Regions from separate parts of the Homo sapiens genome. Here regions 1 and 3 are each linked to region 2. A link is a loop called in an ENCODE intact Hi-C map of the cell type or tissue named here. Cell type or tissue: GM12878. All regions are shown on one strand. Links, peaks and the distances in the headings refer to the core of each region. The heading gives the core; the rest is flanking DNA.

Evidence for each region. Peaks named below come from ENCODE experiments on the same cell type or tissue, not always from the same donor. Only the 100,000 strongest peaks of a DNase experiment are listed, where the experiment ranks them.
Region 1: a loop joins it to region 2, with 9 times the contacts of the local background. A loop is called at or near these places in 13 of 110 quality-filtered maps.
Region 3: a loop joins it to region 2, with 4 times the contacts of the local background. A loop is called at or near these places in 3 of 110 quality-filtered maps.

What each region holds. Positions count from the first base shown.
Region 1 is chr2:6,522,729-6,530,720 of GRCh38, forward strand. It overlaps LOC107985845 (a long non-coding RNA gene), which reads left to right. Exons shown (of 3, transcript XR_001739267.2): 3 at 432-856. Among named protein-coding and RNA genes, the nearest start is that of LINC01824, 31 kb to the left of the region's middle. In GM12878, for the core only: a CTCF peak has its summit at 3,681 (motif pointing left); a DNase peak (open chromatin) is centred at 3,573.
Region 2 is chr2:6,349,780-6,357,771 of GRCh38, forward strand. No RefSeq gene overlaps it. Among named protein-coding and RNA genes, the nearest start is that of LINC01247, 22 kb to the right of the region's middle. RefSeq lists an enhancer at 2,517-2,636. In GM12878, for the core only: a CTCF peak has its summit at 3,328 (motif pointing right); DNase peaks (open chromatin) are centred at 2,662 and 4,112; H3K27ac peaks cover 2,500 bases.
Region 3 is chr2:6,220,478-6,228,469 of GRCh38, forward strand. No RefSeq gene overlaps it. Among named protein-coding and RNA genes, the nearest start is that of LINC01247, 150 kb to the right of the region's middle. RefSeq lists an enhancer at 3,604-3,803. In GM12878, for the core only: no CTCF peak of the experiment used is centred there; a DNase peak (open chromatin) is centred at 3,924; H3K27ac peaks cover 388 bases.

The DNA.
Region 1 (7,992 bases), core at 2,381-4,880, 170 kb after region 2:
GTGAGCTGAGATCACGTCACCGTACTCCAGAACGGACAACAGAGCGAGACTCTGTCTCAAAACAACAACAACAACAACAAACACTAGATGTTCGAAGCATTGTTAAAATGTTTATCGTAAAGGGCTGCCTTCCATTTGTCAACATAAATATCTCCTTTGTTAAGATTTGTTTTCAAATGTCAGAACCTAAATTTACCCAGTTATTCTAAAACCAATCTTTTGACATATTTTCTCTTTTGATTGTTTTAAAGATATTATAATAGCCAATTTATAGATTTAACTTTAAAAATCCTGTATGTATATTAGCACCTTTCTGCAATGATTTAATGGCTACTTGGACACTTTAACTTTCATTAATAAAATTAGGTGTGTTTTATTTAAAATATGCCATGAATAACTTTTTCTTGTGTTTATTTCCTCAATTCTTGTAGGTCTTCCAGTGTGGCATGGCTATGACGCTTGTAGCTTACTCAATGTCCCTAAATATCCCCCAAAATATGGGAACCTGAGAGTGTTCTTCGTAGAATTCATGAATCTCCCCTGGAATTTTATTCCACAGATTCAGTTTTGAGACTTTTTATCCTTTTGATTTGATTGCTCCTGGAGCCCTACCCTGAGCTCTGAGTGAATGTATTTATCTTAGTTTGTCTAGAAAGGCACTCTGGAATCTGCAGTGGGAACTTGATGATAGATGGATCATTGAAACTGGCTTTTAAAAGTGACATTTTGGTTAAAAGTCATCTCAAAAAAGAAAAACAGCTTTTAGAAAGTGTATATTCAATAAAATTCCAGAAGCCGGCCCTGGTGGGCTGTCCCTGAATCTGGCTCTGGCAGTGGGTTTGAAATTCTCCAGCCTAGTTGAGAGCACAGTGTCTTCCCAGAGCACAGAGGCCAGGCTCTGCTCAGGAATCCCACCCCCAAGACAGAGGAAAGCACTCCCAAGGCCACGCGCAAGGTTTGCATCTGAATTATAGACCGTTCTTGTGAAGACTCTCTCTGCCGACCCATAATCTTTCCTCCTGAGATGCGAAAAAAGGCTCCACACGGCATCACAAGGATAAACGCACCACAGATACATCAGTTGATTAATTTCAATAAACTTAAGCCTGAAAAGAAGTAGTCGTACTACAGAAGAGAGCTGTTTTTCAGAGTAAAGGCCCTTAAGAACGTGGTGTTACCCTGGTAGCACAGATCTGGATAGGTGAAACATTCGCAAAACTTCCTTTGAAAATATACATATTTAGTTTCAATAATGCATATTAAAACATTATTATATTAAACATTGTGGAATTACCTCAAATGTAATTAATAGACGTTTACGGATTTGGAATGAGCAAGTCATCTGGTAAAATATCTCCTTGATATAGACTCCTGGAGAGACCTAGATGCGTGAGAAGCTATGCCCAGATGTCTGTAAATCAGAATATATGTATAATCCATTAAGCAGATGGGGGAGGGAGATCACAACTTACAGACAGGAACCAAAAAAATGATAGAATAGAATTGATGAAAGGAGAGAATTTAAAGAGATGACAAAGAAGGTGAAATGCAGACAGAAAGGAGAGGAATAAAAATAAAGAGAATAAAAATCAAAGGATAAAGTAAGTTTTCATTAGACTGTGCGCGTCTGAATAGCATCCACTTGTTCCTACTGCTTTGAGAAGTTAATTATCTGACTAAACACTGCTCGCAGATCCTGAAAGGCTCTCTATTCCTCTAACCTTTAAAGACTTTTATGACTAGAATAACCAGAGCAGCTCATAGAAAGAAAATTGTTTTCTGTGCTGTAACATCAATGGCCAGAAATGTGTACACCTGGGGACCAGGTTGGAGGCTGGACCTGGCTTGCAGGTCAGAAGTTCAACACCTCTATCCTCACTCTGCCTTACGAAGGGCTCCTCACGGTAGGTGTGAAGGCAACAATTAGGAACGCACAACCTCAAGGACCACATGTATTGAAAAGAGCCCAAAAGCTGACTCCCTATCTCAAAAAGAGGTATGGCTTTTCTCCAGTGCGTGCATTTGTTTTTAATGTTTAACAAGCTGACAGGAGCGATTAGTCAAAGACTAACGGCCGACTTACTGGTTACTCCAACACAAACAAATCGTCACCAGACTGTCAGGGCCTCGACAGTGTCCATTCTTCTAAAAACGCTTAATGCATTTCTCGCATCTGCAATGACACATGTAAAGCGGGTGACCCTTTCAGATCCCCCACACCCCTCACTCCGAAGGAAAAAAACCACAATTATTTGCTGTGTTTTATGAAAAGGTGGAAGGGAAGATTTTCCTCAAAGGTGGGATGTGGGAAACAAATGAACAAACAAACTCAGGGTGAGTTGAGAATGCCTCATAACCAGGTCACCATCTGCTTTTGTTCCTTAATCAGATAATTGATCTCCCCTGAACCATTTATGCTCCCAGCTAAATTGTCTACAGAGATGCCCATGCCGTCAAGCACGAGGCACTTAGGAGAAGTAAATCTGATTGCAGTCCAAGTTAGGAAACATTCTGGAACACATCACTGGATCAAACTGCAGTCCCTCCTGGGAGGAACACACTTTTCAGAGTGTTGAGTGAAATATAAGGGGAGTTCAAGTCTTCAGTTATTCACCGCAGACCTTCCTTTCAAATCTGGGTGGGTCTTCTTGCAGGATTTGATGCTGAGACAAAAGGGAAAATCAGGCCATTGTGGTTTTTCTATTCATGAGAGTCTAAAGGGACATGTGTACCTTGTCATTTCTGACCAGAATGTGAGAGCTGGCCTGGTTCTGTTCTCACAGGCTCCTGCCTTCCTGTGTCCTAGGCACCCCCACCCCCGGACTCCAACCAGAGTCACCAAGCCCCTCTGCGTGGGATACAGCGTTCTGCCTCTGCAGCTGTCACTGTATGCTCAGATTGTCACACAGTTCAGGACAGATTAAAGGGAGTCACTTTTGACTGGCATATTAGGAGAGGCAGTCGTCATTAGCATACTAAACTAGGTAGCCCTAAACCTGCTGGGTCCCCAGTGAGCCTCCAACACTAGTTCTCCCTCTTCTAATTAATGAATGGTATTAGCAATTAAGAGAGCCTCACATGACAGAACCGCTGTACCCTTCCAAGGCAATTTTGTCTTTGCTCAACAGTAACACAGAATAAACATGAAGTTGAAATAAAGTCAGCCACACAAGAATCTAATGCCCTCCAAATCACCACAATTTTTCATTTCTGCGATCCTGAGAATTCAGCCCACCAAAGGGGCCAAAGAGCCTATTGTTTTCAAGGATTGATTAATAATTCTGCACTTTTGACTCAGCTGAATGCTTTCTTTGCATTTGTCCAGGTATCTGGAGAAGATAAGAATTAGACGACAGCTTAAAAGGTATTAAATAAACATATACACAAATATATCCCGCCATATCTACCTTCCGTGTCCTTCAGATTGGCAGATGTCATGCTGATCTAGGCCACAGATGACGTGGTTTACATTTTAAAACATGTCCTGCAGTCATTTTGTTCTGTTAAATTATTTCATTAAATTAGGGCCTGTGACTCCAATGAAGGAGAGAAAAAATGTAAAATGTTAACCAGGCTAGCAGCCAGGTGGGCGTGCTTTGTCTTCAATTTGTCATTCAATTAGGGGTCAGGAGATAAAATTTCCTCTCTCACAGTTAAGGTCAAACACCTCCCCCTTGTGGTCCCATGTAACTGGTTCAATTCTGTTACAACCTGTATTCAGGTGTCCACCTGGTTTTACAGGTAGATCACTTGACAGAGAGTTTAATAACATCTATGTCATTATCACCAATCACCTCATCTTCAAGTCAAAACAAACCACAGCAAACACAGGAGTTTGATACCAGTGAAAATTAATTAAGAATGGAAAGAAAATCAGAACTTTAGGTATATACAAACGATCCCAATTCATGATGGTTTGATTTACAATTTTTCAACTTTATGCTGTGTGACAGTGATATGCATTCAGTAGAAACCACAGTTTGAATTTTGAATGTTGGTCTGCTTTCTGGGATAGGAGACTTCATGGACATACTGGGCAGTGGCAGGGAGCCATAGCTCCCCATCTGCCTGCCAGCAAGAGGCTATACCGCCAATACTCTACAGTGGGCTCTGTTGCCAGCATCTTCTGGATATTGTGTTTTGTGATTTTGCACCCCATAATGTCTACACAATGCCCATCTTTGTACAGTATTCAGCCCTTTGTTATAAGATAAGCTTTGTGTCAAATGATTTTGCCCAACTATAGGCTATGTGAGTGTTCTGAACATGATTGAGGTGGCTGAGGCTAAGCTGTGATGTTTGACTCACTATATTCTCAATTTATGATGGGGTTATCTGGATGTAAGTCTATTGTAAGTCAAAGAGCAACTGTAGTTAACATCTCCTGCAAAGGTAAGTGTTCTCATATGAAATACATTAATATAACGCACCATTGGAATGATGAAAAATACATAAAGAGTGCCTACAAATCAATAATAAAAATATTCACAAACTAATAGAAAAGGGAGCAAAACAAATGAACATGCAATAAATGAAGAAGAAATATTATGGCCAATTCACACATTAAAAAGCTTAACATCATTGGTAATCAAATAAAAACAAATTAAATCAATTGATTTTTTTTCATCTAACCGATGAAAAAAGTTTATAAAGCACTACAATAATATGAAAAACAAGCATTCTCATATAATTTTGATAAAAGCATAAGCTGGAAAAATATTTATTGACTGCTGTCATTATCCATCAAATATTTAAATTCCATTTTATCTAATAATTAGACATCGAGAAAGTTGTCTTTAAGGACATTGTTAAAAATGTGAAGTTTTAAGCATAAAGATATCTATTGCAACATTTGGTATCATAGTAAAGCGCAATTATAAATGTCCATTAATGCAAAAATGGCAAAATAAATTATGGTAATACTCTACCTTGGACAAATGCAGTCATGCAGCCACTAAAAATGAGGTATTCGTATTGTATGTGCTGATCAAAAAATGCATATTCATGTTATTAGGTGAAAAAGCACATTTTAGGGAAAAAATTGTGTTTTATATGCATGTTCCTATTAATGCTATGAAATGTTTGCACATATGTTTATACATATGTGTATGTAAATGTATAAAATAGGATAAAAACCTGCATGAAATGGGAGGGTCAAGGAAGGTCAGGGGGACTTTTAAGCTTTACCCAACATACGTGTGCACTGATGCAACTATGGTAGAATGCTTTAAATATTACTTGTGTAATAAAAACAAAAAGGGAAAAAAAGGGAAACAAAATCAGCTTTGTTAATGAGATGTGTAGACATGTACTCTGCTCTATAAGGCCTTATCACCTGGAAGTCACGGTAAGAATTTTAATCGGAAGAAAAGAATGCATCGAAGAGCAGACTTACTTAATGTTTTCTTTCCTTCTTCTCCGTTTTCATCTTTGTCTTCTGTCTTTTATTATCCTCTCTTTCCACAATATGTAAGTGATCACAATGTGTCCAAGAGTAGACGTGCATTAAAGACTAATTAAGCAAGCTGCTTGCCTCTATGGTGCTTACTGGCAATTTTGAAAAAAAAATTAATTACAATTAGAAAAATATCAAATATTCTATTTAAAAAAACAAACATGGAGTCTGCCTAAATGCCCATCAATGATGCACTGGATAAAGAAAATGTGGTACATATACACCACGGAATACTATGCAGCCATTAAAAAAAATGAGATCATGTCCTTGCAGGGACATGGATAGAGCTAGAGGCCATCATTCTCAGCAAATTAACGTAAAGCAGAAACAGAACATCAAATGCCGCACGTTCTCACTTTATAAGTGAGAGCTAAATGATGAGAACACATGGACTCATAGAAGGGAACAACACACACTGGGGCCTGGCTTGAAGGGTGGAGGGTGGGAGGAGGGAGAGGATCAGGAAAAATAACTAAAGGGTACTAGGCTTGACACCTGGTTGATGAAGTAATCTGTACAACAAACCCCCATGACACAAGTTTACCTATGTAGCAAACTTGCACTTGTAACCCTGAACTTAAAGCAAAAGTTAAAAAAAGAGAAACCAATGATGTTTCGGTAATGGAAACTGCCTTGGAGAACACGATGGAGGTCACAGCTCTTAGGACATGATGACCAGTAAATGCATTCCTGAGAAGATAGTGTATCCGTTTTGAGGCTGTTACAACAAATTACCTCAACCTTGATGGCTTAAACAGAAAAAAATTTATTCTTTCACAGTTCTGAAGGCAGAAGTCCAAAATCAAGGCGTCAGCAGATCTCTCTGGAGACGCTAGAGGACCATCCAGCCATGGCCTCTCTCGGCTCCGCAGGCTGCCAGCATTCCTTCTAGATGCCCCCTCTGCACCTCTACCGCCATCTTTATGTGACCTCCTCCAGTGCGTCTTCTCTCTCTTATAAAGAGACTTCCCTTGGTTTTAGAGCCCAACTGGATCATGGAACATGATCTCATCTTGAGATCCTTAACTCGTTTATATCTGCAAAAACACTTTTTTTCAAGTAAGGTCCCATACACATGTTCTCAGGTCTAGGACATAGACATATCTTTCAGGGGGCATAGTCTAACCCACTGCAGAGGGCATTTAAATTAAGAACTAAACAGAATGTAGAAGACATCTGTTGTGAAGGGCATGTGTGTGCACATGCGCATGTGCTGGGGTGGCATTCAGGCAGATGGAGATGCTTCCGTACACTTCTCTGTTGAGCAGAGAAGGGACGAGGTGACAGACCAGGAAGGAGGCTGTTGCTCCCCCCAGATAAAAGATGGTGATCATGAACTGGGGATGGAGTCAAGAGAATCATGAGCAGAGGCATTTGAGACATAGTTCTGGCAGCCCACCTTTCTAATGCTTAAAGATGGAAAGGAAGAAAGAGGATAAAACCAAAACTGATACCCAAGTTCCTCACTTGAGCTGTGACCTGCAGAATACAGGCAAACACAGCACTGGTGGGAAGTACAGTGAGGGGAATCAAAGCTCACTTTGGCTACAAAAATATAGGCTAGGCTTAGCAACCCAGCAAATTAGGGAAGCAGTGTAATTGCAACCAACACGAAAGATGAATACAGTCTAATTACTTAAAGACAAATTTAAAATAAAAATCTCAAGCAATTAGTGAATGAAAGACCTTAACAGACAATTCACAAAAGCAAAAATACAATTGGCAGATTGTATGTGCAAACACATTCAATGTCATTCCTAATAAAAGAATGATACGCAAAAAATATTTAATAGTCTCTTTCTACATTAGAAAGCATTTTTATAATAACACACACACAATGATGATTGGGATGGGATAGAAAAAAAGTGAACACCTTGTTCTACATTAACTCTGGCATTTGGCACAAACTTTCTGAAGGCATTTGACCCAATGATTCTGCATTTCCAAATCTACTTTCGGTCAAATACTCAGAAAAGTAATCAAGAATTTCTGAACAAAGATATTCTCCTCAACATCATGAAGACTCAGAAAGACCTTCATAGCAATATCAGAGACAGTTAAATAAATTATGAAGTGCTGTACAATGGAATATTATGCAGCATTAAAATACACTATAAAAGGAATTTTAGATGACATGGGAACATTTCATAAGTTTTAGCAAAACAAAGTATAATGTAAAATTTTAGGTATAAACCATGCCCAGTATTTAAGAAGTACATTTGCAAAATACAGGCAAAAAGCATGCCAATATGGTAACAATGGTGACTTCATTGTATTTGTTTTTCTGTAATTTATTAATTTTCTTCAATGAAAAATTACAGCAAAAAGTGGGAGGAATGGTCTCTCCCTCCTTTAACGATTTGTTGTGGGTATTTTTTTACAACAACTAAAAATGATATAAAGGTGAACCCCCCACCAGAGTTAGTCTTCTGTTTTTTTTTTTTGTTTTTTCCCCTCTCAGGTTTCTTTGTATTAAATACAATTAATAGGGCCAGGCCTCCAACCCTTCATAAGGCCTGGAACTTCAGTCTTCCTTC
Region 2 (7,992 bases), core at 2,194-4,693:
GGGAATATATAGGTACTTATTGCATTTTAATTTTTGTTAACAATGGAACAACAGAAGGGTAAAAAATGTGGTTCTCTCTGTTCAACTCATCTCTAAGTGTAATGCTGGAGGAGAGAGGATTATGTCATGTGGAAACTAAGGTAGAACAAAAGGTTTCAACAGCAACGTTTCAACCCCGGGAGGGTCTCAGTCTATACTTTTCTCCACCAGGTCCTCCTCTGGTGCAGCATGAGAATGGGAGGAGGAGACATCGTCAGTGTTTCCTCCTGAGTTCGCTTGCCAGGGGCGCCAGCTTTTCACGAATTCAAACAACAATGACATGGACAGGTTTACAGTAAAATATGTCTATCCTGAAAAAGAAAGGAATTGACAGCCAACCCACTGGCTGTGCTCATCGCTTGCTGAGCCGCACCAAGCAAGGCCATCTTCTGAGGATCTACAAATGTGTGGCATGGTAATGATCTCACCTTCCAAGGAGCTATGACGTATTTAATGAGGTGTGGATCCAGGGAAACAAAAGTCACGCACGCAGTATGGAGGGGATTGGAACCCATCAATATCTGAGACAAACAGTAACATAGCACGGGGACTTTTGTTACAAATGTCCTGCTCTCTTCCTCTTCCACCTTCAATCTTAGCATAGAGCATGCAGTGTGAACATCAGTGAAACCGATCTGGTTTCAAATAAAAGATTTGTTGCATTTTGACTATGAGGCATTTTGCAAGTTGCTTAACCTCTCTGAGGCGCAATCCCTTGATTTGTGAGGCAGAGATAACACCTTTTTCAAAAGGTTGATTTAAGACCATAATAAAATCATGAGCATGAGAAACTTAGCATAGAGTCTGGAACATTTCAGCTGTTCAATAAATTTTGGTTTCTGTCCATTTTCTCTACCTTTTTCCTCTCCCACTAGAACACGGGGCAGAGAAGGTCCAGTGTGTTAGCCTTCAGAATCTTTTAGTTATTGGGGTTATTTTTTTGGAGAATTTTATTTTTTGGCCTATTTGTTTGTTCTCAGAGAGATGGATGAGATCTAAAATGTACTTCTACTGTTTTCTTCCCCATTTAAAAAAATGTAAAAACCAGAACGAAACACGTCTTTCCAGTCACAGGTAACTAAGTAGGAAGTATCCAGTAACTTCTTATCTTTGGGGAAAAATGTTACCCACAATACCCCAGAGTCAGCTGGGCGACAAGGGGATCTTTTTCCTATATCCCCCGCTCAGTGCAATTCTAGTCAAAAAATTAGCCATGCGTGGTGGCGGGTGCCTGTAGTCCCAGCTACTCGGGAGGCTGAGGCAGGAGAATGGAGTGAACTCAAGAGGCAGAGCTTGCAGTGAGCTGAGATTGTGCCACTGCACTCCAGCCTGGGCGACAGAGCGAGACTGCCTCTAAAAAAAAAATAAAACTCAGCAGAACTAGTCCATGGATATAATGTGCCATCTTGAGGAAATCCACACCTTTTTTTTCCACTCTCTCTCTCTTCTTTTTTTTCAGTTGAAGTATTGTTTAGAAGGCACTTTTAATTATAATTTTGGTTAACTGATTAACGTTAACTTGTATATGACTTATATTGACCACTAAACTTTGGGCCTGGTTGCCCGGTACCATCTGTTTAATTGCCATTTCTATATGAATTCTTCAGTTTTGATATTTGTTTCTCATCTTGTGTGCATTTAACATTACAATCCCCATAAATGCTTCTTTTAAGATGGCTGAATATCTGTAAATACACTTGTCATTTGTATTTTTGGTGGAATTTTTTTGTTCACGTGCACCCTCTTTACTCCCTGGATGTCTTGAAAAAGAAACTGTGACACGTTTTTATCAATACAATGTTTTATTTATTAGTAGAAAAAATGTTAAAAATAAGTACCTATTTTAAGTGTTTTTGTGGAATAAGTAATGCAATAAAATGAAAAGCCAAACTCTGTAGAACTCAAAATGTGTTAAGTATGCAAAGACCAGAAACCTTATAAAGGTGGCAACATATTCTAGATACTTTCAAGACCTTAAGCACCCATGATTACTTGACCTCCACTTCTTTTATCATTTCTACTTGCAATCCATCAGACCTGTTTAAGTGAGAACTCGGGTAGATCTAAAGGTCTTTTCCATTTTATACTCTTTTTTTCATATAAATTTTCAGAAATGCAAAAATTGTAGTGTGAAACTGTGTGAACTTGAAATGTTTAAAGTTAGTATAGTATGTTAAAGACCTATTTGATTATGAACTAGGGCTAATAATCTTAGATTAATTCAGATTTTAATTAATTCAAACATGGGTTACCATGTTTGAATCTTGTTGTTCTAAAGTTTTCTAATTAGTTGTCTTCCCTCAAACAAGAGTGAATCCAAGTGATTGATACAGCCTTTTCCTTTTGTTTTTAGTATTCTGGGCCTAGACTCACAGTGGTTCTTAACATTAGCCACTCATTAGACTCGGAGAAGTCTAATGAGTATTCCCCAAGTCTGTGCATTCAATATAGAGTCAAGTGAGAGCACCTGGATCTGGAGAAAGGAGGCGAGGAGGTAATCTAGAAACAGCTCTGTCAGTGGTGGCCATTCATTCAGCCAGGGGAATCTTAAACACGAAGACTGAGAGATTTCTTTAAGAGAACTTTCACTTCTCTTTTGTCGTTTCCCAAAGGGTTCCATTTGTAAACCAAAGCTTAAGAATGTATTTTGGTCATAAAGGTAAATTCGCAGTTTCTCACGTTCTCAGGGACTGTTCTGAAAGCAAACTGACAGGAGGAAAGAGAAAGCCAAAGGTGAAAAAAGTGAGGCCAGTGCCCTCAGACTGACTTTCCTCATGGACTCAAGGACTTAGCCAATGTAACCTGGACACTGAGACTTTCCCAAAAATAAGACCCAGGGTGACAGTGCTGCTTCACTGAGGACAAATACAATTAAATGAAATTAATAAAATTTTTTTTTTAAATAAAAAATAAACCAGGTGTGGTGGCTCACACCTGTAATCCTAGCACTTTGGGAGGCCAAGACAGGCGGATCATGAGGTCAAGAGATTGAGACCATCCTGGCCAACATGGTGAAACCCCGTCTCTATTAAAAATACAAAAATTTGCCAGGCATGGTGGCGCGTGCCTGTGGTCTCAGCTTCTCGGGAAGCTGAGGCAGGAGAATCCTTTGAACCTGGGAGGTGGAGGTTGCCGTGAGCTGAGATCACACCACTGCACTCCAGCCTGGCGAAAGAGCGAGGTTCCTTCTCAAAAAAATAAATAAATAATAAAATAAATCATGGTCAGGCTTTGTTCCAGGCCCCAGAATTCCAGGATGGAGCAGTTCCCATGCCCGTCACCAGGTGGCAGAGGGGCTTTGCATCCAGGCCTCCCGGGCGTCCCTGGGGCAGCACCTCTGGCTTAGGAAGCAGAAGTTTAGTGAAAATTCAAGGGAGTGCAAACCTTACAGTAAAACAGAAATCTTGTCACTCTGCAAAGCTGGACTCCAGTTCAGAAAGCCAGGTCTCAGCCTTGGACCTGAGGGGTTTGGATGCTTTGGGAAAAGTAATTTCAGTGGAATCATAGGGGTATCACTCCATGGCCAGAAGCAAGCTCAGCTCCAGTGTAGTGCTGTAGTTAAAGAAACAAAGCCAAACCTGTTAAGTCTAACTTCACTTAGAAAAATAGTAAGTGAATAGATCTAAGTTTTTAAATTGTTTAAATGTTCACGGAAGAAGACACCGAATCTTGATTGTTCCCACAGTTTCCCCAAATATTACACAGTCATTGACATACAACAGAAGTTGGATTTATATTTATGATGGAAAGAAAATAGCACCCAAAATATTGACAAAGGAAAATAATGGAAAAGGCACATTTGTTTCCTTGGTTTGGCATGGGATGGAGTGGAAAGAGCATATGTTTTGACCCAAGGTAAATCTGGGTTTGAGTGTCTACTTTGCCGCTTCTCTAGACCTTTCGGCAAGAGCTACTCAGCGGCTCTAGGATTGTTTACTTGGCTTTAGAATGAGGGCTAGCGTGTGCATTAAAGCTTGTAGCTCAGAGTTGTTGCAAAGATTAAAGAAAACAAGAAGTGAAATACATGGCAGGTAGTGAGTGTTCAGAAACCTTTAGATCTCTCCCCATCAAAACTTCAGTGTGAGAAAAGTATTCTCTGGTGCTCAACCACCAACTCTGATTTTGAGACTAGAACCATGCAAAATTGTTCTGTGACCTGAAAATAATTTTCCAGATTGTGGAAATCACTGGAACATATGCTGTGGTCATCTGGCAAATTCTCTTTCTAACATTTGTGACTGAGTGCCCCTTTTAAGTACCTCTGAGAAACCCTGGAAGTTGATTTCCCATACATTTCAAATAAGTATTCTGTGAACACAGTAGTGTTAGGACATTCTGGGAAAACTCATAATGTCCTCAGCGATTTACAGAGTTAACTTGAATCTCTGTGACACCGAGGCTCCTTTAATCATAAAGTCAGAGTGAGATGATTGGACCTCTCAAAAGTACAAATGTTGCGAGTCTGCTTTGAATAAAATATACCTTCGATAGTTTCCATTTAATATAATATTACATTCAAGAATTAAGAGACTCCTGAATAATTTATCATTTTGCAAGTATAAGTGATCACTAATAATATTGCATTGTTATTTATTAACATTTATGCCCACCACAATTCTATTATGTAAATAATATAACAGATTATCCAACTATATGTTTAATACTGTGGGTATATATTACTAATAGCTGAGCATAATATGACTTGATGCACAGTGAGGAATGAAGATGAATGAGAATTCCAGCCTAGGGAATGTTTTATGGATGAAATGTACATTAGATATTTTGAGGGAGATGTCTAGGCAATATCAACACTGGATTTTGTTTTCCCGGGACAGGATTAGAAAACAAAGCCTGACTTGTATGACAGTCATAACCAGTTCTGAAAATGCACAAAAGCACTATTAAGGCCAAGTATGGACTCTAGATCATCAATGCTACCTAGTTGTCATTCATTCATTCAGTCATTCATTCGTTCACTTAGGACATGCTTATTTGTCATAGGCTGGTCATTAAGAATATAACAATCACCAAAAAAAGATACTATCAGCCAGGTGTGGTGGCTCATGCCTATAATCCCAGCACTTTGGGAGGCAAAGGAGGGCAGGTCACCTGAGGTCAGGAGTTCAAGACCAGCCTGGCCAACATGGTGAAAGCCTGTCTCTACTAAAAATACCAAAAAATTAGCCGGGCGTGGTGGGAGGCGCCTGTAATCCCAGCTACTCTGGAGGCTGAGACAGGAGAATTACTTGTACCCAGGAGGCAGAGGTTGCAATGAGCCAATATTGTGCCATTGCACTACAGCCTGGGCAATAAGAGCAAAACTCCATCTAAAAAAAACCAAAAAAACAAAAAAAAGATATTATCACCAACAAATACTCAACAAAAAAACCCTTACACAACTAAGGAGAAAATCCCCCACTGCAATGAGGAAAATGAAGAAAGTGTTCAGGGGAATTGTGGAAGTTCCATTTAAAAAAATTGCAGAAGTTCAGTGTATAAGCTGAAATGTGAAGGATGGCTAGAGATGAATTATCAAAGAATTAGGGATGACATGTTCTAGGCCTGGGGTTGGACACAGTATTCCTTATTTTTATGAGGTAGATTCAGACAGATGTGTTCAAATACTACTTATTATCTTTGTCATATTAGACACCTATTAGCTTTGTCATATTAGAAATATACTTAGCCTGTTAGCGTTTCAAGTTCCAAATATCTAAAACAAGGTTAATAATTACAATCTTAAAAAACATCACAGAGCTTTAAAGAAAAAAAGATGTGTAAATTTCCCTACTATAACGTCTGCACATAGTAGGTACCCACATAATAAATGCTGATTACATATATTACCTTTACTTCCTCATTTTTACTTAACGGGATCCTACCCCTACCTCACTCCACATTCTCCTTGACTCTATCTTCTCACATAAACTACATGTATCACATTTTTCTGAATGTAAGATAGGGAAATTTCTATTATCTCCTCTTTTTGGGGGTTTCAGATTAATCTAAAAAAAGGCTTGATAACAACAAAAATTCTTGACTTAAAGAGAAATTCATTGATGTTAATTACAACACAGGACACAATCCCACCTCCCTTGGTGCAAATAAATCCTCCCTGAGGTTTGTGATGAAGTCTGCCTGCAGTATTTCCTCTGCAGCAGTGGAGATCTATGCCAAGTGAGAGGGAATTTTCCCATGTGCTTCTCTCTCCTGGCCATTCATCACCTAAAGGATCCTCTCCAAGCTTCCAAGGGGCTGATTGAGGGCCTGGGGGAAGGTGCATCTACCCAGTGTGGGCCTCCATCCAGTGGTGTCTGATAGCCCTGGGCCAACTGCCCCCATCTGGTCCTCGGCCTGCTGACTGGAGGGAAGTGCTTCACCAGGATAGAGTCTCAATGATTTAGGATGATCAGAGTCATACTCACTCAAATCCCAGTTGTAATAAGGGGGCCACTTTCCTCCAGCCCTGCCCCAGCCTCTGAGTGTGAAAGCAGGTTCTCCTTCTCCCTAGGGCACATCCCCCTGGGGGCCCCTGCCAGACCTGCCGTGTCAGGCGGACTCCATTAACCCTGGTGGTCAAGAACTTCATCAGAGTCTGAGCCAGGGGAGAGCCAGCCTTGGAAGCTGCCTGGCAGCGAGCCCAACCCCCCAAGAGCTGCAGAGACCCCCATAGAGCCAAGACTGAGAAAATTGGACACAACGAAGAGTGAGCCTGGGTTCTTTTGCCTTTGATTTGATGGAGAAGGACATCTGCTGGCAGGAAATCAAACTCAGTATTATAGATTTCTCTTTACAGAATTTGGAACATACCAAACCAAAGCATGTCACACAGTTGGATGGCCTCTCGCTGCTTGGGAGGAAAAAATGAGGGGGCTTTGGATGACCCAGAAAAAAGGGTTGACCTCCAGGCTGCTCCATTATAGTAAAAAGTGATTTTGATGAAGGCAGACTCTGCAGGTCAGAAGGGGCACTTGTCCTGGTACTGCATCCTCAAGTGCTTCAAAATGTTATAACTTGATTCATGACTTTTTCAGCTCTTTTTGCTGTACTTTTCCAGTACTTAATATAGTATATTTAAACTTTAAATAATACGGTTGCTTCCTGCCATCACTTTTCTCCTATTCAGACACTGGTGCTATCCCATTGTTCTCCGTGTTCCTTCTTGGATCTAGAGCGGCTCCTACTTATAATGAGGCATAATTGGTGTCACGTGTCTTCAGGCACACGCAGGCTGCACATGTGCAAGAAAAATAGTTCTCACAGCAATCCTCTCCTCTGCGTTCATTCCTCATCATTTGCTTAAGGGAAATCATGCCCTAAACCAGGTCTGAGGGAAACCTAGGAGAGATGTTGCATCTATTTTGGCAAAAACTCAACTGTTTTATGGAGACAGCCAGGCAGTCATTTTCCAACACAAGCCCAGGTATGGCCCACACCATCAGCCTCTCCTGTTTCTCACCCAAGGACCGCCTTGCCTGTCGACTTTCAGTCTGTGTCCCTGAAATATCTTCCCCTCCCCCAAACCATTTCCATTTGGCCTGGCCAGGCACTTGGCATTGTCTACTCAAATGTGCTGACACTCAGCGATTCCCTCAGGTTTCAGCCACTCTGATTTCTGTATGCCTTGAAGTCATTTATGAGAACGTCTAAAATGTTATAATATTTATGAAAATATTTTATACAAATTGTAATATTCTCTCTTTTCTGATTTCCAGATAGTCACGGTTGTCTGTCCTCTTCTCTTTAGCCCCGCGCCAGGTATCCCCCTTGAGACTGCACTTCTCCTCCTGAGCCAAAATGCTTGCATATTCCCATGGGTCCTTCAAATAGTGGGGATTTCTGAGAAACCAAACAAATTGATGTAGTAGCTTGAGTATGGGAGCCAGGACAGGGTTGTCCAGGGAAAGGAGGGAATTATAAAATGCTGATGCTGTGCTCTAATGCTTGAGCCCC
Region 3 (7,992 bases), core at 2,381-4,880, 130 kb before region 2:
CAAACAACTAAAAATTAAGAAAGGAACCAGAGACAGAGAGAGAGAGAGGGAGAATGACAACACATGGAAATCATGTTGCTGGAGCAAGCAGGGCAGGTATGGATCAAAGCATGAAGGTGCATGGAGCCTGGGCAGATGGGAGAAGGAAGAGGGGGGAAAGGAAGCAGAGTCTTGGACTTAGAAAGGAAAAGAATGGGACAGAGAGTCAGTCATCTGCAGAGAGAAAGAGTTCTAGTATTGGTTCTCTGGTCTAAATCCCCAACTTAAACCTGCAATAATATTTCATACTACTTATATTAATATTTTGCCAAAAATAATCAATGTTAATAATAGCAAGAATTGCTCCATTTATTGAGAATCCATTATATATAGTATTGGACACATTCAATACATCATCTTATTTCTTCATGGCAGAATTGCAAGGCAGGAATTATTTTTAATTTTACACATGAAGTTCAGATGAGTGAAGAGATTTTCTCCAAGTCAGACAATTAATAAGATCTAGCTCACTAAGGGTGGCGTTCAGTCTTTTAGTCAAAGCCCAGTTTCTTAAACATCTTCCTATCATCTACAGGATGTAGTGGCATTCTCACCTTAAAGGCAGCATTTAACAACTGCATGATGATTAATAGTTATTCTCAATATGCAGGATTCAACATGAAAGCAGAAAGGAGTTCTTCTCACTTAAGAGAGATGGTGACTGTATTATCTGTGAGGGTGGGTGTGGGGCCAGCATGTTGAGAATATGAGCTAGAATTGACATTGTCTAGCACTGTTAGGCATTCGGAAGTGGAGCCAGGGTCTCAGGAGAGCAGCAAGAGCTCGTGGTGACCACTGAGGCACATAGGAATACCTGGGGGAGAGAGGATAAGGGCTCAGCTTGGGGATCTGTCCATGGAGTAAAATTGTCATTAAGCAAACAGCAAAAAGGAGAGAAAATGATTTTTTTGAATACCAGAACCAGATCAAATTTCAGACCTGCCCTTCAATAGCTGGTGACCTTGGAAAAGTGAATTTATCTCCTCTACCTTTAATTTCTTCACCAGTAGAACTCCAATAATAACCCCTAACCAGCTATGTTTTAATGATAACATTAAATAACCTCTGCAAACTCTTCCATACAACCCCTGGCTCATAGTAGGTGATGAGAAAGTTCACTCCCTTTCCACCACTCTTTCGCTTTGGATGAGTGCCAATAAATGTCATGGAAGAGGTTGGTTACTCTCCCAGCATGTTTGAGGGGAAAGTCTCTTCATTTAAAGATACTCCCTGAATGATAAATTTTTACTCATCAGCTGGTTTAATAAATGCTTTGCTAAGAAAATGGAGTCCAATATTGGCTGGGCCTATTGCAGTGGTCAGGTGAAAAGGACCTTGGCCCATAGAACCTCCAGCTCTGGCCCCTGAGACAAGATAACTCCCCAGGAGAGGGACCCAGTGCCAGGCTCTCATGGATTAAACTACAAAACATTTGGATCTTTCAGTTAACCCTCCTTGCTCCTGGTTATACGTCCCTGGCTATGATGTCCCCTGTCAGTGGACCTTCCTGGAGGAAGGTGCTAGGAGTGCTGATGTAAGAATTCTGATTCCAGCAATAATTAGTGAGAGTAAAAATAGGATTAACTAAGCCATTGACTGTTGAGGGCTTATGTGTGCAAAGAAATGTGTTGGATTCTTCAAAGTCTGGCATTTAGCCCATCTAAGTTCAGTGCACACTATGGGAAGGAAAAGGTTGTGTTGTGTTAGAGGGAGCACAACCAAGTCCTTTCTTGGAGATGCAGCTGTTGTTTTCCTGCATCTGTGTGTGTTCGCTTTGTCTGTCTAAGGGTCCTGGTCTTCATCCTTTCACCCGTCACTTCCCAGTTAGACTGAAGCACTGGCTTCTTCTCCTGACATGGTCTTTCAGGGCTAGTGGAGTCCTTGATGTCCTATTATACTTACTTGGGAAATGCTTGAGGCTGGCCCCATCTGGATCCCAGCCTTCTTTCCTATCGTAGCCCCAGGCACAATCTGTTAAGAAGAGGATGATTAACAAATATAACCTCCCCACCCACGCCCGCCACCCAGGAGAAAGAACAGGGCATCCATCTCCTCTGAAGCAGAGACACAGTGTGGCCTGGCATATCACCATCAGATGCCAAAGTATGGTCAGATTCTTTGACACAAACAACAGGGCATTTTGAGACTTGTGGGGAAGATGTGATACACTCCAATATACTCACATGAGTTGAATGTATTCAGGGTGAAAAATAAGGCTTTTAACAGACATTTTGCTACCTTAGCATTAGACAGTAATGTGAATGAATGTCCTAGTGCCAAGAGTTGTCAGAGGTTTATTATGAGATTCCTCTATCCAAAATCTCTCTACATATGATTATTATTTTGTCAAAAGAAGTATTATTAAAAATAATTTGGTGTTATAACCCTTTAAAAATGTTAATACAAAAGGAGCTTTCTAAAAAGCAGCTGAAATGCCTTGTCTCTGTCATTAACTCCTAGGAAGCGTGATTCTGGTTTTCAGTTCTTCGAAATCCCTTCCTGCTGCTGCCTGCTATCAAGAGGCCCATCTTTGCTTCCTCCCACAAGTGCTGTGGAAATGAACCACCTGAGTGTGTAACTTCCGAGCAGGGGAGGGCCTGAGCTTGTGATTTTCTGAGGATTAATTTGTTGGTCAAGAAAATAAAAGGTACTCCATACACCTTCTCTTTTTCCCCTTTCAGTGCTCCCACAGAATTCTCTGATTTTGTGATACAGATAAGAAATAAGCCTATGTCGAAAAATAGTTTAGTCTAGATAGTGATGAAGTAAAACACAATTTAAAAGCAAAAGACAGACATGTAGTATTTTATGCCTCTTAATGTGTTGAATCATTCTAGTTTAGAGGTGCCCAATGGTGAAAAGCTGTGCTGAAATTGACCCCCCTCTGCACTGCAGGGACCCTGACAATTGGCACTACTGGGAAAGAAGCTTGACAACAAAAACAAAACCAGGTAAAGGAAGATGCTCATAGAGATCTTATCAACAACATTTGTTTACTTGAAATAACTTTGAGGTTCAAACACAAAAGAACAACTGAATATATCCTATCCAATAACATTTTGATGCAAAAGAAGCCATCATTACAAATTATGCACAAATTTTAATTACAACTAACAAAAGGTGAGGATGGACAGAAAGCTATTTCTGAGGAACACCTATACCAGTCTGTTTTATAATTTTTCTCCATCCAAAATGACTTATTATTTTATAAATAAAGATAAATTTAAAAAGTTTTAAAAAATTAGCAAAAATCCCTTAAATAGATTTTGAGTGGAGATTTAATGGCAGGTGAGAATTTCTTTAGGTCTATGTTCATCTGTTATTTTTCAGAGCTCTTTTTACCTTTACAGCAGAAATTATATTCAGTAGGTACCTAGCAGTTGATAGATTTCTTTTTTAAAAAACCTCTTCTATATTATTTTATATTACAGGAAAAGCAAGAAAGCAAGAGAGACAGAAAGCCTGAACAGTGACAGGAACATGAAAAGCTGCTGGCCCCCGGGATGGCACAGCCCTTCACCAGGAGGGCCCGTGGACTCCCTGTGAAAGATGGTTTGTCAATGAGAAAAAGGCTTCTGAAAAAGGGGGTCACAGGGAGAGAACAGCATGTCCTACTGTATATCCACATGACACTTCTCTTGTACAAACTCCCATGTCCATGACCTCATGTTATTTTTAAAACAGGCCAGAGTGACAAATTTTTCAAAAGTGGAAGGGATTTTAAGAAGATTGGCCAAATGATTTCCAGTTCATCGACAGGAAAAACAAGGGGAGACAGGGAAGTGACTTGCTCACGTCCTGTAACCAACCACAGGGCTCAAGTTTCTTCACTGTGGCCTGAGCCTGTCTGGCTAGTACTACCTGCACTACCTTCCTTTCTTGGTGCCCTGCACTGCACAGTTCATTGCTCCTAGGGTGGGGCTGTGGGGGAAGCTGACTTTCTCTTCTCTATTTCCACTTGAACCCACCCCCCAGCAGGGAGGTCATGGTGAACGCAGTCTGCCCCCAGGCAGCTGATCTACCCTCCCTCTGCTGTTGTTCCTCAAGGCAACAGCTGAGAGGTCCCCTCCCCAGGGAAGTCAGGCCACGGTCTCATCTTTCCTTTCTCCTGAGGCCACTGGCAGGAGGAGGAGCAGGACATGGCTTAGTAAAATGCCATGTTATCTGTTACAAGGATAGGTCTATAGGAATGTATCATTAATGTAAAGCAAAAAGGGAGGAAACTAGTTATGATGTCTCGAGTCTTAACTGTACCACCACCACCTCACACTCCTGTTCACTTTCACCGACTCTCCGTAACCAAAGCACACAACAAAAGAAATATCCTTACGATGCACGATCCGCCACACATATCCAGGGAGCACACACTTTAAGTAAATGAAAACAGTCATGTATGGGTGCCTAGTATGTCAGACACTGTGTATTTAATCAATTTCATTCTTCCCACACACTTTTGTTTTTCATACAAATAATGGAAAGGACATTATCTAATGCCTCCTGTGTTGCTTCTTTTCCAGGGATTATGGGAGTTCACCTGCGTGATCTCGCCTTTGCACCTGTTCTGAACACAGGCTCTTCCACTGTGTATCCTCAGGCTCATGCTGTTCCAGTCCCAGCTTTGAAGCCATCCCAGTCTGGACATCTGGGAGTTCCTTCCTTACCATCCAATCCAAAGGGCTTCTCCGCCCTGTGCCCCCTGCTCCGTGGTACTCATTAGCTTTTTACTCTGCATGACTTTTCTTCCTAACATTCATCATTGTTTGGCATGTGATACTGTTTGGATCCATGTCCCCACCGAAATCTCATGTCAAATGTAATCTTCAATGTTGGAGGTGGGGCCTGGTGGGAGGGGACTCCATCATGGGGGTGGATCCTTCACGAATGGTTTAGAACCATCTGCTTGGTGCTGTTCTCATGACAGTGAGTGAGTTCTCACAAGATCCAGTTGTTTAAAAGTGTGTGGCTCCTCCGCCCTGGCTCTCTCTTGCTCCTTTTCCAGCCATGTGAAGTTCTTACTCTCCCTTTACCTTCTGCCACGATTGTAAGTTTCCTGAGGCCTCCCCAGAAGCTGGGAAGATGCCAGCATCATGGTTCCAGTACAGTCTAAAGAATCATGATCAAATTAAACCTCTTTTCTTTATAAATTACCCAGTCGCAAGTATTTTTTTTTTATAGCAAGTTTGTCCAACCTGTGGCCCACAGGCCACATGCAGCCTAGGACACCTGTGAATGTAGCCCAACACAAATTTGTAAACTTTCCTAAAACATTATGAGTTTTTTTTTTTTTTTTTTTTTAGCTCATCAGCTATCATTAATATTAGTGAATTTTATGTGTGGCCCAAAATAATTATTCTTCTTCCAGTGTGGCCCAGGCAAGCCAAAAGATTGGACACCCCTGCTTTATAGCAATGTGAGAATGGACTAACACAGCATACATATACACATGCACACAAATATACGTACACACAAATATATTGTTTGTGTTTCATTCACTGCTATACATCTACCTCTTAGAAGAGATCTCAGCATTGAATTTGAACTCATTTACATAGGACAAAATGGTGTTATTGTATCCACAATGCGTAGGAGGAAGCTTAGGCTTATTAAAGCTAAACATGTTGCCCAACATCAGAGCAACAGAGAGAAAATGTGATCTCATCAGGGCCCCAGGCTTCAGTCTCTTTACTCCCCACAACCTGTACAGTCTATTGTCTAGAGAGCTACTGTCTAGAGAGCTACTGTCTAGAGAGCCAGGTTTCAAATCCCTACTCAGTTCATATTTCTATGTGACATGGGCCACTTTTCTCTGCTCTTTCTATAAATATTTCTCATATACGCATAAGGTAAAAAGTACTGCTTTAGTCTATGAGGATGCAAAAATGCAAAGTGGACTTGCTTTTAATTTTTTTTCATTTAATAGAAGGAGATGTATAGAAAGAAATAACTACAATACCAAGAGGGAAGCAAGATCCAGGTGAGCTCAGAAACAGCAGGTGCCAACACAAGGCAGAGTGAAAGGGCCAGGAAAGTATAGGGATTGTTAAGTAATGCTCCAGGCAGAGAATACACAGCACTTAGCACAATTTTTAAGCGTTTAATAGCATTTTAAAAATAAACCTGAGATATCATTATTAGATTTGCCAATTTCCAAATTTTCATTATGCTGCATGAACTCCAAAATTATTCCTTGTCAAAATTTCAAAACATCATATTAGCTTTATATTTGATAATAAAACAATATTGACCTTAGAGAAAACTTGCAAGAAAATTCAGATTCACTAAATTTTCATTTTCAGATTCATGGTTTTGCAACACTCTCTTCTCTTTCCCTCAAACCATTGGAGAATAAATTATAAACATCACGCTCCTTGATTCTGAATTCAACTTGTCTGCTATCAGTATTGCCATCCCCATTTTCTTGTTGCCACAGTTTGGTATATATTTGCCCATCCATGTATTTTTTGTTTGTTTTTTGAGACTAAGTTTCGCTCTTGTTGTCCAGGCTAGAGTGCAATGGTGTGATCTCGGCTCACCGCAGCCTCTACCTCCCAGGTTCAAGCAATTCTCCTGCCTCAGCCTCCTGAGTAGCTGGGATTACAGGCATGCACCACCATGCCTGGCTAATTTTTGTATTTTTAGTAGAGACGGGGTTTCTCCATGTTGGTCAGTCTGGTCTCAAACTCCTGACCTCAGGTGATCCACCTGCCTCAGTCTCAAAGTGCTGGGATTACAGGCATAAGCCACTGTGCCTGGCCACTCATCCATGTATTTTAAAATTTATAGAGAAACTATGTTCCCACTGTGTCTTGCATTTATGCAGTATGCAGCTTAGTGTTGCTTTATAATTTAATATTACATTTTTTTCTCATAATAGGTAAGCTAAGCCCGTTTACTTTTATTAATATCACTGAGATATTTGCTCTCCACTTTGTCCCATAATTTTATGTTATAAATACTGTGTTTACAATGTTATATTCATTGAGTTTTTCTTACCTCACCATTTTCTCACCTGGTTCATAATGAGTATTATTCTTTGAATCTTAACTAGTAAACACAATCAATGATATTATTCCACTTTTGTCTTTCTCCTCCTCCACCCACCTCACCCCAAACTTCATCTATCTTTATTAGTTGCATCTGTTCTACTTTCTGAGCTGTACAATGTTTGCATACTCTTCTGCTAGCCATGATCCCACGCTTGTTCATGGGCTGTTAATAACGAGTCAGTTAGTAGATTCTGAAGACAGATCGTGTGTCTACAGTAGTCCCTGAATTTTTGCATGTTCAGAACCTCTTTATCTCTAACCCTGATACTTTAAGCAGTGTGTGGTTGACATTTTATTTCTCTAAGTTTCTTGAAATTTCTGCTTCATTCTTGTATATATAAATATATTGCATAGCAATGTTTATATATGTGTGTATATATGTATATATATATATATAAGTATTGTATATGTACATATACATACAACATACAGACATGTATGTGTGTGTATTCAGGTCTTTCTTTATTTTTGGAATATTTTCTTAGCTTATGGAGAAAATATTAGTTCAATTCCACCCTATTGTTCTTCTTGTTCAAGTATTGCAATTTTGTGTGTGCTTGATCTTTTTTTAATTACCTTCCTTTGAACCATCTTTTCTCTGACCTTTTCTATTTTTATTCTTGAGCTCATTTTTATTCTTTGATTTTTTAAATTTTTTTAATGTCCTTATTACATTTTCATTGAAGTTTATTATTCTTTCAGTGCCAAGAGAAGAGATAAAGGTCACAAAATTACCTAGCAATAAATCTGACTTCAGCCAAAATCATCTAAGAACTATGAACTTTGGTAAAAAAAAGGATCTTAAAAGAGAAAATTATTTTTCTTCAATTCCAGAAACTTGGTATTGGCTATTAAAAGCAAAGCTTGAAAAGTTCTGAACATACAGTTTATCTAATGATTCGTTTAT